Regions from separate parts of the Homo sapiens genome. Here regions 1 and 3 are each linked to region 2. A link is a contact called in ENCODE Hi-C or POLR2A ChIA-PET data. All regions are on one chromosome and are shown on one strand. The core of a region is the stretch at or near the end of the contact, and the rest is flanking DNA. Distances in the headings are between cores, read along the strand shown. Region 1 holds the start of CHTOP (chromatin target of PRMT1). Region 2 holds the start of ATP8B2 (ATPase phospholipid transporting 8B2). Region 3 holds the start of KCNN3 (potassium calcium-activated channel subfamily N member 3).

Region 1 (4,446 bases), core at 895-3,394, 690 kb after region 2:
CGCCTGTAACCCTAACACTTTGGGAGGGCAAGGGCACAGGATGGTTTGAAGCCAGGAGTTAGAGACCAGCCTGGGTAACAAAGCGAGACCCAGTCTCTACTAAGAAAAAAAAAAAAAAAAATTAGCGGTGCATGGTGGCCAGCACCTGTTGTCCTAGCTACTCAGGGGAGCTGAGGTGGGAGAATCGCTAGAGCCCAGGGGTTGGAGGCTGCAAAGAGCCGTGATCATGCCACTGCACTCTGGCCTGAGACCCCATCTCTTTAAAACAAACAAATAACCCCAAACAAACAAACAAACTTCAAGGCCCACAAAATACCCGGGAATTTCTCAAAAACGGCAGAAGCCAATCTAGCAATCAAAGTATGGAGTCTGGCTTTTTTTTTTTTTTGAGACAGAGTCTGGCTCTGTCGCCCAGGCTGGAGTGCAGAGGCGTGATCTCAGTTCACTGCAACCTCTGCCTCCCCGTTCAAGCCATTCTCCTGCCTCAGCCTCCTGAGTAGCTGGGACTACAGGCACGTGCCACCATGCCCGGCTAATTTTTTTTTATTTTTAGTAGAGACGGGGTTTCTCCACGTTGGCCAGGGTGGTCTTGAACTCCTGACCTCACCTGATCCACCCACCTGGGCCTCCCAAAGTGCTGGGATTACAGGCGTGAGCCACCGCACCGGGCCGAGTTTGGCTTTTACTCTAGAGCAGTCATTTTCAACCTTGACTACATATGACTTATCCAAGGAGCTTTTAAAACATAGGGCCGGACAGGGCGGGCGCGGTGCTTCACGCCTGTAATCTCAGCACTTTGGGAGGCCAAGGCGGGAGGAATGCTTGAGCCCTGGAGCTCGAGACCAGCCTGGGCAACATGGTAAGACCCCGTTTCTATAAAAATATAAATTAATTAAAAAAATAGAAAATACAGACATCTGGGCCTAGATCAATTAAACCACAATCTCTGGTAATGAGGTTTGGAAATGAACCAATTGTGGGGTCGGGGGAAAGCTACCTAGGTGCTTCTAATGTGCAGCTAAAGTTGAGAACCACTGATCTACAGTGAAAATACAGGCAGGGCCGGGCGCGGTGGCTCACGCCTGTTTTCCCAGCACTTTGGGAGGCCGAGGCGGGCGGATCACCTGAGGTTGGGAGTTCGAGACCAGCTTGACCATCATGGAGAAATGTCTCTACTAAAAATACAAAATTAGCCGGGCGTGGTGGCGCATGGCTGTAATCCCAGCTACTCCGGAGGCTGAGGCAGGAGAATCGCTTGAACCCGGGAGGCGGAAGTTGTAGTGAGCTGAGATCGTGCCATTGCACTCCAGCCTGGGCAACAAGAGCGAAACTCCGTCCCCCCCCAAAAAAAAATATATATATATATGTATGTATATATATACATATATATATGCATGCCTAGTTTCAAAAGTGGCTTTCAACTCCAGAATCAAGTAGGGACTTTAACAAGAAACTGACGATCTGGGGGAGTAGGAAAGGTTTTCTAAATTCACCTGGGAATTAGCTCGCAAAGAGCCCTCCACAAAACTTAACCCTAAAGCCGCCATTAATTTCCAACATTCCTCAAAGTCTTGTACTTCTTAATCTCCCTACCATCCTCAAAGCCCTGTCAAGACTTCCACTTCTGCTCTACCCGCCAAGTTTCCTTTTTATCCTATCAAACCCCAACCTCCATCAATCCCGCCACCAGGTTCCAGTTCAGCCCCTCCCCCGCCCCTTCGCAGGGGCTCCGCCTCCTCCCCGGGGCCTCCACGCTCCAACACCGTAGCTATGTCCACATGCCACCACCCCCTTTCCGCGTCCGCCGGCCCCTTCCGCTCCTCAAGACCGCACCTCCCCCGGCTCCTTCTCACTACCGAAACTCACCGAAGGAAACAGACGCCAGTGCTCCTCCCGGGGCTGCCACCACGGCTCCGGCAGGCGGGCCGGGGACCGGCCGAACCTGAGTTGACGGTGGAGGGGCTCGGGTTAGCTAGATGGGCGGTTGGTTAGATGCGTAAGCGGTAGTATGCGAGCTCAGTTCGTTGTTGCTGGTTGGCTGTCTAGTCGGCCGATCCGTCTGCTCACCCGGCCTGCCCTTTCCTGCCTTTCGTCTGCAGCGGCCGCCAGCTCCTGCTCGGTGTCCAAAACAAAATGGCCGCCACGTCCAGTGCTTGTCTGACCGGCTAAAATGGCGTCTACGCAATTACGTCAGGCGTCAGATCCGCGCACGACTAGAGGGCGGGAAAGATTTGAGCTACGCCTGCGCAGAGGTCAGAGGCGGAGCCTTAGGGCGAAGGCGGGGCTTTCCATGCAGTGCCCCGCCCCTAGGGGCGTGGCCAATGGTCCTGTTGTTGGGGCGTGCCGGGGACTTCACGTTCCAGTAGTGGTTGCGCTGCAACCTCTTGGGGGTAGTTATTAATGTGGGCCTTAGAGGGGATTTGGGTCCCGAATTCCCTCGCCCCTCCGTTCCCTAGCCAAGGTACACCGTCTAAAAATCTTTACGCGGACTTGCCTCGTCTTCTTCCGGACAATTGGGCCTGGGGAATTTGCACTGGTTTTCCCCTCATGGCCACTCGCCCAGTCTGAGAGTTGTGAAGTGCCGTAAATGCTCCAGCCAAGGCCCAGGAGGCCAGTATTAGGAGCAAATTCCTCTCCCATCCTGCACCGGCCAACACCACCGCCCGTCCATGTTTTCCTCCTCACTTCCTCCCCTCCCCAACTTGGCCTAGATACTGTTTACTCCTTCTTGGGGTGGGGCACCTTTGCGTCCTCGATTGCGTTTCCATGTCCTCCCCCCACACCTGCCATCCGTGTTTATTTTGTTGCAGACCTACATAGGGATTTCTCTTTTCTCTCTCTGATTTGTTGTTGTTATTTTGAGACGGGGTCTGGCTCTGTTGTCCAGGCTGGAGTCAGTGGCGCAATGAATCACGGATCACTGCAGCCTTGACCTACTGGGCTCAGGTGATCCTCTCACCTCAGCCTCCCGACTCCTAGGATTATGGGCATAAGCTATGTTTCCTGCTCAATAAGGGATTTTTCTCTCTTTCTTTTTTTTTTCTTTTTGCAGATGGAGTCTCGCTGTGTCACCCAGACTGGAGTGCAGTGGTACCATCTCGGCTCACTGCAACCTCCGCCTCCCAGGTTCAAGCGATTCTCCTGCCTCAGCCTCCTGAGTAGCTGGAATTACAGGCGCGTACCACCATGCCCCGCTAATTTTTGTATTTTTAGTAGAGATGGGGTTTCACCAGGCTGGTCTCCAACTCCTGACCTCAAGTGATCTGCCCGCCTCTGTCTCCCAAAGTGCTGGGACTACAGTCGTGAGCCACTGTGCCCGGCCTCAATAAGGGATTTTTCTAATGACTATGTGCACAATACAGTGTACATATGTTTGAGGAATGAGAGAATGACACATCTGCAACCCTTCCTCTGCTCCACTGGCACGTCAAGACCCTTTCATTTTCCTTCCTGGCACTTGGGCGTGTGCGTGTGTGTATGTGTTTGTGTGTGTCTGTGTGTAAGTAATGGCCCAGCATCCTTACCCATGTGAGGGTAAGGATCGTGGTTATTTTGCTTAATGCTGGAGCCTCAGTTCCTACAGTGTTTACACATAGTACCACTTAAGTAAATGTTCGTTGATTGAAAGAAGATTCTTTCGGCCTAGCGCGGTGGCTCATGCCTGTAATCTCAGCACTTTGGGAGGCCGAGGCGGGGGGATCACGAGGTCAGGAGATCGAGACCATCCTGGCCAACATGGTGAAACCCCGTCTGTACTAAAAATACAAAAAATTAGCCGGGCGTGGTGGCAGGCGCCTGTAGTCCCAGCTGCTCGGGAGGCTGAGGCAGGTGAATCGCTTGAACCTGGGAGGCGGAGGTTGCAGTGAGCCGAGATCGTGCCACTGCCCTCCAGCCTGGGTGACAGAGCCAGACTGTGTCTCCAAAAAAAAAAAAAAAAAAAAAAGATTATTTCTTCCTCTGGTTTTATAGTTGAGAAGCTGATGTCTCCTCGACTTCCAACTGGAACCTTGAACCCCCACATTTCTGGACCTTGAGCATTCCTCAAGTAGGAAGATGTAATGCACCTTGACCTCTTTCTAAATAAGACACTTCCCCAAATAAGGGGAGTTGAGAGTGAACAGTCTTCACGTCTCCACCCACTTCCAGATCCCAGAGGAGACAGACATCGGATGGCTGGTGAGAGAGAAGCCTTTAATGAAAGATGAGTTGCAGGCTTGGACCGCTACTCTTGCGCCCTTGGTGGGGGTGGGGGTGGGGTGGGCAAGGGTGGGGTTATGGAGAGGGATAAGTGGGGTGAGGTGGAAGCAGGGGGAAGAGGCAGGTCTGGGAGGGTGGAGAGGAAGGGCGCTGCCCAATGTGGCTGTCTGCTCAACTGTTCTCCCAGAAGAAATTGTTACAGGCCACTGTGAGAGCAGCCACAAGCACCACATACTCCTGGAAGTCCAC
Region 2 (4,012 bases), core at 1,496-3,995:
AGACCCATACCAGTTGTCCCTTTTCCTTTTGCTCCCTGAGCCATAACAACACCCACTCTTGATGGTTCCCGGGATCTCCCCTCCTTGCCTGTCTTACCTGGGGGGCGCTTTTTTGCACACACTGCCATCTCACCCAGCAAGATCCCAGCAATCCCATGGGAGACCCTGCAAGAAGTGACAGACGAATGAGGTCAGGAAGCTGAGGATAACCCTTCCCTCCCCTCATGAGACCTCTTTTGAAGACCCTCTTCTCCAGCTCTGACCCTGCCCCTCCCCCAGCCTCCTTCTCCCAGTCTCTCCTCTTACTGCCATGATGGGTTCCTGGGAAAGAGGGGACTTCCCCACCACCTCCCATCATGCCCCTGCCTTGGGTGACATGGGGGGCTGAGACTTTACAGAAGCCCATGCCTGTAGGGAAAGGAGAAGAGGCCAGATATTGAAAAAAGGGGAACAGCTCTCAAGGTATCCATCCCAGGGACAATGGAGGCTCTCATGTGTTCTGGCGGCAATGAGTAGTGCTTGTGCTTACTAGAAAGCAGTTTCCCCAAAGGGTGGGGTGGAGGGAACATGAGCCAGGAAACACCTGGCAGGGCATCAGGAAACAGGGTGGGCAGGCTCCACCCTTCTCGAAAGGCTTATAAGTTCCCTGCCATCCCCACCCCCCATTACTAGGGCTTCCATTATCACCTCCTCCAGGGGAGCTCACATTAGAGGCATGGCCCTCACTTTCTGCACAGACAGTCCCTAAACAGCTTCCCCTCAGCCTGGGTCAGCCACCCTTCTGGGCTGGCAGAGGGGTCTTCCCAACCCTGGTGGGGAGTTTGCCCCTCCCTCCCTCCCACCCCAAGCCTAGTCCAGTCAGTATGGCACAGGGTGCAGGCTTAGGGAGCACCAGTGAGACAAGCCTCTGCCTGCTTCCGCCTTCCCATGTCCTTTCTCCTAAAAGGTTCAAGGCCTGGCCTTACAAGGCAGAGCCTCATCCTTACTCCCCAGCCTGGCCCAAAGGAAACTGCCAGTCAGTCACCTCCTCTTTCCTTGTCTGGGTGGAAGGCCTTTCACCTCCTCATCCTCTTTGGTTCCCTCTGCCTTTAGCCTACCAGGCACACCCCACCAACCTGTCAGCCCCAAGAGATACTAATTGCCTGTCTGGCTAAGCTCTATAATTACAGATTCTGGCCACAACCCAGTCACCCACACCAGTTCTCCCTTCGCTAGCTCAGATCCCGCCCTTACACCAAGTCAGGCAATCCTGAAAGCCAGAAGTCCTTTTCATCCCTGACCTTCTCCAACTATGGCAGTCCAGGGTGCCTGGCTCAGGAAGAAAAACCTCATCCATATTTTAGAGATGCCAAGCCCTCCTCCAGGGCCCCCAGCCAGGGTCTCCACCCAGTCTGAGTATGAGTCACGGGAGGGTGGGGAGCACAGGGAGAGGTTAAAGGATGCAAGAGTGGGCATCACAAGTTCTACAGGCAGCCCCGCCCTTGGGGAGGAAGGGATCAAGAAACACTATCAGCCTAAACATCTGAGTTTGAGTCCCATGAAAGAGTTAATGTAGGAGCTGCACACGCCATCAGGAGTCAGGAGTCTGGATATGGACCAGGAAAGTTGTTCTACCTCTGAGACCCTGGGGAGACTGGAAGCAGGCTTGGCCCCAGACCTCATCCCCTCTGGGGGGGCCATCATTCCAAGGGGAAGAGAGGAGAGACCTGGGAACTGGGATCCCCTCTCACTTTTCCTTCTTAGTCTCACACAGCCTGGGTTTTCTGAGCAGGTCAGGCCCATCAGCCACGTTGCCCTGCCCCGTCACCCAGCCCCAGCCCCCTCTCGGCCACATTTGGGATAAAAATAGCCAGCCCCGGCAAGCAGGCAATGCTCCATGGAGGAAAACAGCTCCTCCTATAGGTCCGGTCCCTGCTCCCTTACAAGCAAGAGCCCCAAAGGCTGGCCACTTCTTTCAGAGGAGGATGGCAGGTCAGGGAAACAGGAGGAAATGGAACTCGAGACCTCCAGCTCACTGGCCACCAACACGAGCTCGGGCCACCTTCCCTCACCAAGGACAGAACTCAGGGCTCCCGGCACAGCTATCATCTCCCAGAGCTACTGCCCCTTCCTGACACCCTCAGTTTTCCTCAGGCATAGACCTCCACCTTACTGAGACAAAGCCTACCAGCCCAAACTCCCTTCTCCAGGCACCAAACCCTCGGGTCCCGGTTACTCCTCTCGCCCAACAACTCTCTGGGCGGGTCTCCCCTGGCCAAGGCTGCACGAGCTTCTCCTTGGCACTCGCGCCGCTCTCCTGCTCTCCACGCGCCCCTTCGGCACCCCATCCTCCCATCCTGTACGCAGACCCCCGCTCTGCCCCGTCCCCGGGAACCCGACAGCCCCTCGTCTCCAGTCGGCCGCCATCCCCGCCCCGTCTGGCCGCAGCTCCCAAATCTTGGCCCCCGGTGCTCCCCAGTCTACACCCGCTCCCCGGCCCCTCCAGCCCCGCGGCTGCGGCCGCATCTCCCTCTGCCCTCCTGGCCCCGCGCTCCCGGGCGCCCCCGCTTCGCCTCGCCTCGCCTCACCTCAGCGCTCAGCGCTCGGCGCCCGCCCCGGCGGCCCCGTACTGCCCATGCCGGGGGCTGGGGCGGGGGGCGCTCGGCTCGGCTCCCCACGGGCTCCCGCCCCCCCAGCTGCGGCCCCGCTCCCCCGGGGCCTCGGCCCGCTACTTTGTGTCAGTTTCGGCCACGGCGGGGCGGAAGTGACGGAGCCGGCGGCGGGGGCCGGGGGGCGGGAGGGGGTTTTGGGGAGGGGAGAAGGAGCGGGGAGGAGGGAGCAGCCATCTTTGTGCGGGGCAGTGGGAGGGTCTTAGCCCTTCCGAGCCTCGGCGTGGCTGGGCTGGGATGCCCCCACACGTACGTCCATCCGCATCTTAAAAGAAAAAACAATTCGGGAGGCTAGATCGCTCTGAGGGGGTATTTTTAATTCGGAAGAAGGGAATAGAGGAACACTGCCTTCTCTGCAAAACGAGCATCCTCTGCAGGGAGCGGCAGGAGAGCTGTAGAAGTGGTGAATAACCAGAATTTTCCCTGGCGCCAGGTTGCCCTCAGCCCGACTCTCGCTCCTCGGAGCCGCCCGCCCTCCGTTCCTTCACCCTCCCTCCTCGCCCTGGCTCATTTCACTGTATCTCAACTCTCCTTGAATGAACGACACAGCACCGAGATGTCTAGGAACGGTGCCTCAGTTTCACAGCCTTGCTCTCTGTCTCTGTGCCCCGCCGCCCTCCTTCCCTCCGCCCCCACCACGCCCCCTGGGTGGAGGCGGCTTCCCCACCCCTAACTACCCTCTTGGGGAGGCATCCCCGAGAGGGTGAAGGTGGGAGGCGCCGAGGCGATGAGAGCTAGGAGTCGGCAGTCGGGACAGGCTATGGAGGGCAGTCCCCAGGGTTGTGCCCTACACTGGATGGTGGCCCCCTCCACCCTGCAGATGCCCGCAGCCGTCCCCATCCAGCATCCAGGTGCGCACCCTCTAGCGGTTACCTCGAGCAACTACATTCCGAGAGGCCCTGAGGGTCAGAAAACCGCTTTGCGGGAGGAGGGGATGAGAAGCCTGAGTCCTGGTACCTTATCCTCCTCCACTTCTCCCTGTCCAGGATCCTTCTTAGTTTAGGAGGAAGGGATGCCAAACAGATAAACAGAGAAGCCTCCCAGGTTCTGGCACATTAACAAAGAGGAAGAATGACTGTTGTTCCCAGGCGGGGTCAGTGGCTGGCTCCAGGGTCCATGAGTGAAGTGAGGGTTGTCCTAATCATAGCTTACACTCCAGCATCTGAGCTGAGGCAGGAGTTTCCAACTCTGAGGCTTTGTGTTGAGCAGACACCAGATCCTGAGCTGGCTCTGGGCCCTCAGGGTGGTGCAGAGCCACCAACAGCTGGTAAGTGGCTGTGCCAACGGTGGCCCCCACCAGAGGGGCCACCACAGGCACCCACCACCAGCCATTACCAGCACTGCAAAAGAAGGACAGTGGGAAG
Region 3 (4,380 bases), core at 729-3,228, 540 kb before region 2:
AGCTCACTGCAGCCTCAAACTCTTGGGCTCAAGCAGTCCTCCTCCCTCAGCCTCCTGGGTAGCTGGACTACAGGCACTCGCCACCATGTCCAGCTAATTTAAAAAATTTTGTAGAGTCTGGGTCTTGCTATGTTGTCCAGGCTGGTCTCGAACTCCTGACTTCAATCAACCCTCCTGCCTTGGGCTCCCAAAGTGCTGGGATTATAGGCATGAGCCACCATGCCTGGCCAGAATCAAGATTATTGTGCAAGAGTAATTGTCACGTATCTGGGGTCGTGGCTTGTATTACAAGTAATATTTAGCTCTCAATCATCAGGGTTAATGGGGGATTGGAGAGGTGAGAACTGATATACAGAGGGGACTCTGGGCTCATTTTGGGGGGGCTCTGTCCCTCCCTGATCTGGACACTTGCTGCTTACCAGTCAGGAATGCTGTTTTAGGAGCTTCCTATGTGTATATGTGTGCATGTGTGCATGCATGGGCTAGTGTGTGCACACAACCATGTACACATGTGCACATATGTCCACCTGCTTACATGTTTTCTGGATGTGTGTCTGTGTATGTGTGCATGGATCTCCTACCCTTTCCTCTTCCCATCGAGGGAGGGAGCTGGACAGAGGCCAAAGGGTGATGGGGAATCAAGAGCCAGAGAGGAAGAGGCCTGCCTTTTAAAACCCCAGGTGTTCTGGGGAATTCCCTCATGGTGACTTCCTTTCTGATTCCTAAGGCTGCTGTGGTTAGAAATGAAAATGAATTCAGCTCTGGTCCCATCCTTTGGAACCCCCTCTGCACACAGTGGGGGCTTAATAAATACTTGATGATGATGGTTCTGAACCTGGGAAGCCAGCAGCTGTTCCTAGTTCTGACTCTCAGAGCCCCATGGGGCAAATCAGGCAGGGAATGACCATGGGGGAATCTTCAGTCTTCCTGCCAGATCCCCCTGTGACTACACACCCAGCTGTTAGGGAAGGGGCTGGAGCCATGGTCCACTTCACACACCCTGCTTTGGAGAGGCCAGTTCTTCCTCAGCAGCTTCTCTTTTGTTTTCCCCAACTAACATTTGAACAATATTTATTGAACAACCACTTTGTACTGAATATCATAGTGGAAATGCATCCTGGGAGAAAGTATCTGATCTGTGGGGTCAGACTGACTAAGTTCAAATCCCAGCATCTTTAATTACAAGCGGGATGACATCTGACAAGTTACATATCTATGTTTGAGCGTTTGAGTGTTTTTTCCACTTTCCTTTCTCTCCTTCTTCTCCTTCTCCTTCTTCTTCTTCTTCTTCCAATTTTCATCTGTAAAAGGAGAGTGATGACATCATTTTTGTGGGGTTGATGTGAGGGTTGGAAATAACAGAGAGGACCCTGAACACGAGGCGTAGGCACTCAGTCAATGGTAGGTGAGTTTATCCACCGGGTGTTAGAAGGTGTGGATCCCCCCTGCTTCTGTGACCTTGACGTTGTTACTCAACACCTCTAAGCATCAGGCTTTGTAAATGAGACCATACTGCCCACCTCCTTGGGTGTTTGGAGACTGTATCCGGATAATATATGTGAAACAACCTATCGTAAACCCTGGTGGTTAATAAATGTTTGCCTTCCCCTCCGTCTGCCCCCTCATCAGGGTGCACACCTCCCCTCCTTCGGAGGCCCTCTGTCCCTCCTCCCCATCGCCCAGCGTGAGCGAACATCCCTTATCGCCGTGGGCTTAAGGGTTGTGGCCATACCTGTCAGAGGAAAGAGGACAGCGGCTCAGCTCCGGGGTGGGGGAGCAAAAACTACAGTTCCCAGTCCTCGCTGCGCCGCCACTGGGGCCGGAGCCCAGGACGCCAGGCCCCTCCTCTGGGGAGGAGCCTATGCGGGGGGCGGAGCTAGGAGGAGGTTGGAGAGTTAAGCCAAGCCAATGAGACCAGCTGCTAATAAGTGGGCTTGGCTTACAATGTAACAGTGGCAGGAGGAGGCGAGCGAAGCTATTGAGCCAGCGAGGAGTGAAGCTGAGCCTGGCCTCACACGCTCCTAGAGGACCACCTCCTGAGAGAGTTCTTTCACCCCCTCTTCTTTCTCCAAGCTCCCCTCCTGCTCTCCCTCCCTGCCCAATACAATGCATTCTTGAGTGGCAGCGTCTGGACTCCAGGCAGCCCCAGAGAACCGAAGCAAGCCAAAGAGAGGACTGGAGCCAAGATACTGGTGGGGGAGATTGGATGCCTGGCTTTCTTTGAGGACATCTTTGGAGCGAGGGTGGCTTTGGGGTGGGGGCTTGTGCTGCAGGGAATACAGCCAGGCCCCAAGATGGACACTTCTGGGCACTTCCATGACTCGGGGGTGGGGGACTTGGATGAAGACCCCAAGTGCCCCTGTCCATCCTCTGGGGATGAGCAGCAGCAGCAGCAGCAGCAGCAACAGCAGCAGCAGCCACCACCGCCAGCGCCACCAGCAGCCCCCCAGCAGCCCCTGGGACCCTCGCTGCAGCCTCAGCCTCCGCAGCTTCAGCAGCAGCAGCAGCAGCAGCAGCAGCAGCAGCAGCAGCAGCCACCGCATCCCCTGTCTCAGCTCGCCCAACTCCAGAGCCAGCCCGTCCACCCTGGCCTGCTGCACTCCTCTCCCACCGCTTTCAGGGCCCCCCCTTCGTCCAACTCCACCGCCATCCTCCACCCTTCCTCCAGGCAAGGCAGCCAGCTCAATCTCAATGACCACTTGCTTGGCCACTCTCCAAGTTCCACAGCTACAAGTGGGCCTGGCGGAGGCAGCCGGCACCGACAGGCCAGCCCCCTGGTGCACCGGCGGGACAGCAACCCCTTCACGGAGATCGCCATGAGCTCCTGCAAGTATAGCGGTGGGGTCATGAAGCCCCTCAGCCGCCTCAGCGCCTCCCGGAGGAACCTCATCGAGGCCGAGACTGAGGGCCAACCCCTCCAGCTTTTCAGCCCTAGCAACCCCCCGGAGATCGTCATCTCCTCCCGGGAGGACAACCATGCCCACCAGACCCTGCTCCATCACCCTAATGCCACCCACAACCACCAGCATGCCGGCACCACCGCCAGCAGCACCACCTTCCCCAAAGCCAACAAGCGGAAAAACCAAAACATTGGCTATAAGCTGGGACACAGGAGGGCCCTGTTTGAAAAGAGAAAGCGACTGAGTGACTATGCTCTGATTTTTGGGATGTTTGGAATTGTTGTTATGGTGATAGAGACCGAGCTCTCTTGGGGTTTGTACTCAAAGGTAGGGGCTGTGGTTTCTCTTTATACCTTGAACAAAAGGAATATGTAGGTAGCAAGAGAGGGATTGAGAGAGGGGGATTGTGAGAGAGAGAGATTGAGAGAGAGAGAGAGAGAGAGAGAGAGAGAGAGAGATTGAGAGATTGGGAGGGAGACTGGGAGAGAGAGGTGGTGGTGGTGGTGAGAGGCGCTTGCTCAGTTATATTCAACACTCTAACTTCCCGTGGTTTTCCTTCTTGATCCCGGGAGAATTCATTCCTAGCTTCCTCTGGGGGGTAGGGGACATCCCCACACACTGTGTCTAATTTGCAGACTCTCTGTTAGGGAGGATTCAATAATCCCTTCTGAGAAATCGCTTTTCCTCCTGGCTCACTCGTACTAAAGCATAACCCAGCAGCTTAACGCACCAATTAATTACACTCCGCCTTCATGTGTTTGCCAGTTCCTGCGACTTCCCCTTCTTTCCTCCCCTCCCTGCTCCACTCCATTTTCCTGAGGATAAAAAAGAAATAAATGTCTGGGTGGGGGGTGGGGATTCCGTACCATTGCCCAAGTCCCTTCTCTCCCTGTCTTCTCCATCTCTTCCCAAGTTTCTGTTTCCCTCCTCTTCTCAGAGAGTCTCGGGCAAAATAGAAAACCATCCATGACCTGGGTCTCCTGAGGGCATGGGGTAAAAATATAGGTGGAGGAAATCAGTGGTCCTTTCCCTCAGGAGAGAGGACTCAGAATAAACCTGCTGCTGCTTCGTAAACATCTCCTGATAAAAATGGCTACAGGTGTTACCTGGGCAGAGCAGCTGGGCGCCGCCTTGGAATCAGCTGGGGGAGCACCTCTCCTTGGGACGGGATGACAGGGCTTCCCAGGCGGTCCCCACAAGCCCGCGCCCCAGCTCAGCCCCAGTTCTCCCCTCCCACCTCAACTCCTCCTTGGGATAAATAAAGATGAGTGTGTGTGTGAGTGCGCGCCCGGATGGAGAACAGCAGGCACTGGCTTTAGCGGGGAGCTGGCCCCACTGCTCCAGCCTCTCAGTCCAGCCCCAAGACGGAGGAGGGGGTTTCCCTCCCAGAGGGAGTGGAGATGGAGGAAGGTGGGTTTCTGCCGATGCTCTGCTTGCCGGGGAGCTCTCCTGCTGTGGGCTGGAAGGCTTGGAGACCTGG

What was found. Hi-C counts contacts between places; a loop is a spot of excess contacts on that map. ChIA-PET counts read pairs that join two places held with the same protein, here RNA polymerase II (POLR2A). Pooled maps may share reads with other maps.
Region 1: a pooled map shows a loop between it and region 2 (8-fold over the local background). The contact joins the promoter of CHTOP here to the promoter of ATP8B2 in region 2. A Hi-C loop is called at or near these places in 2 of 37 single-sample maps with no recorded cell type and 6 of 50 pooled maps. POLR2A ChIA-PET finds 5 or more read pairs at or near these places in 1 of 52 experiments (activated T-cell).
Region 3: a loop to region 2 is called in a map with no recorded cell type, with 2.9 times the contacts of the local background. The contact joins the promoter of KCNN3 here to the promoter of ATP8B2 in region 2. A Hi-C loop is called at or near these places in 4 of 37 single-sample maps with no recorded cell type and 3 of 50 pooled maps.

Annotation. Positions count from the first base shown.
Region 1 is chr1:153,631,764-153,636,209 of GRCh38, reverse strand. It overlaps CHTOP (chromatin target of PRMT1), which reads right to left and starts at 2,144. Exons shown (of 6, transcript NM_015607.4): 1 at 1,867-2,144. It overlaps S100A1 (S100 calcium binding protein A1), which reads right to left. Exons shown (of 3, transcript NM_006271.2): 3 at 4,171-4,446. The coding sequence ends at 4,369. It also overlaps a transcript of S100A13 not described here. RefSeq lists a silencer at 1,641-1,720 and an enhancer at 2,061-2,170.
Region 2 is chr1:154,324,258-154,328,269 of GRCh38, reverse strand. It overlaps ATP8B2 (ATPase phospholipid transporting 8B2), which reads right to left and starts at 2,745. Exons shown (of 28, transcript NM_001370597.1): 1 at 2,568-2,745; 2 at 98-165. The coding sequence starts at 128. It overlaps AQP10 (aquaporin 10), which reads right to left. Exons shown (of 6, transcript NM_080429.3): 6 at 2,945-3,988. The coding sequence ends at 3,790. RefSeq lists enhancers at 1,405-1,584, 3,705-3,784 and silencers at 2,325-2,474, 2,525-2,754, 3,185-3,264.
Region 3 is chr1:154,867,879-154,872,258 of GRCh38, reverse strand. It overlaps KCNN3 (potassium calcium-activated channel subfamily N member 3), which reads left to right and starts at 1,978. Exons shown (of 8, transcript NM_002249.6): 1 at 1,978-3,227. The coding sequence starts at 2,295. RefSeq lists enhancers at 2,109-2,198, 1,271-2,227, 3,635-4,154.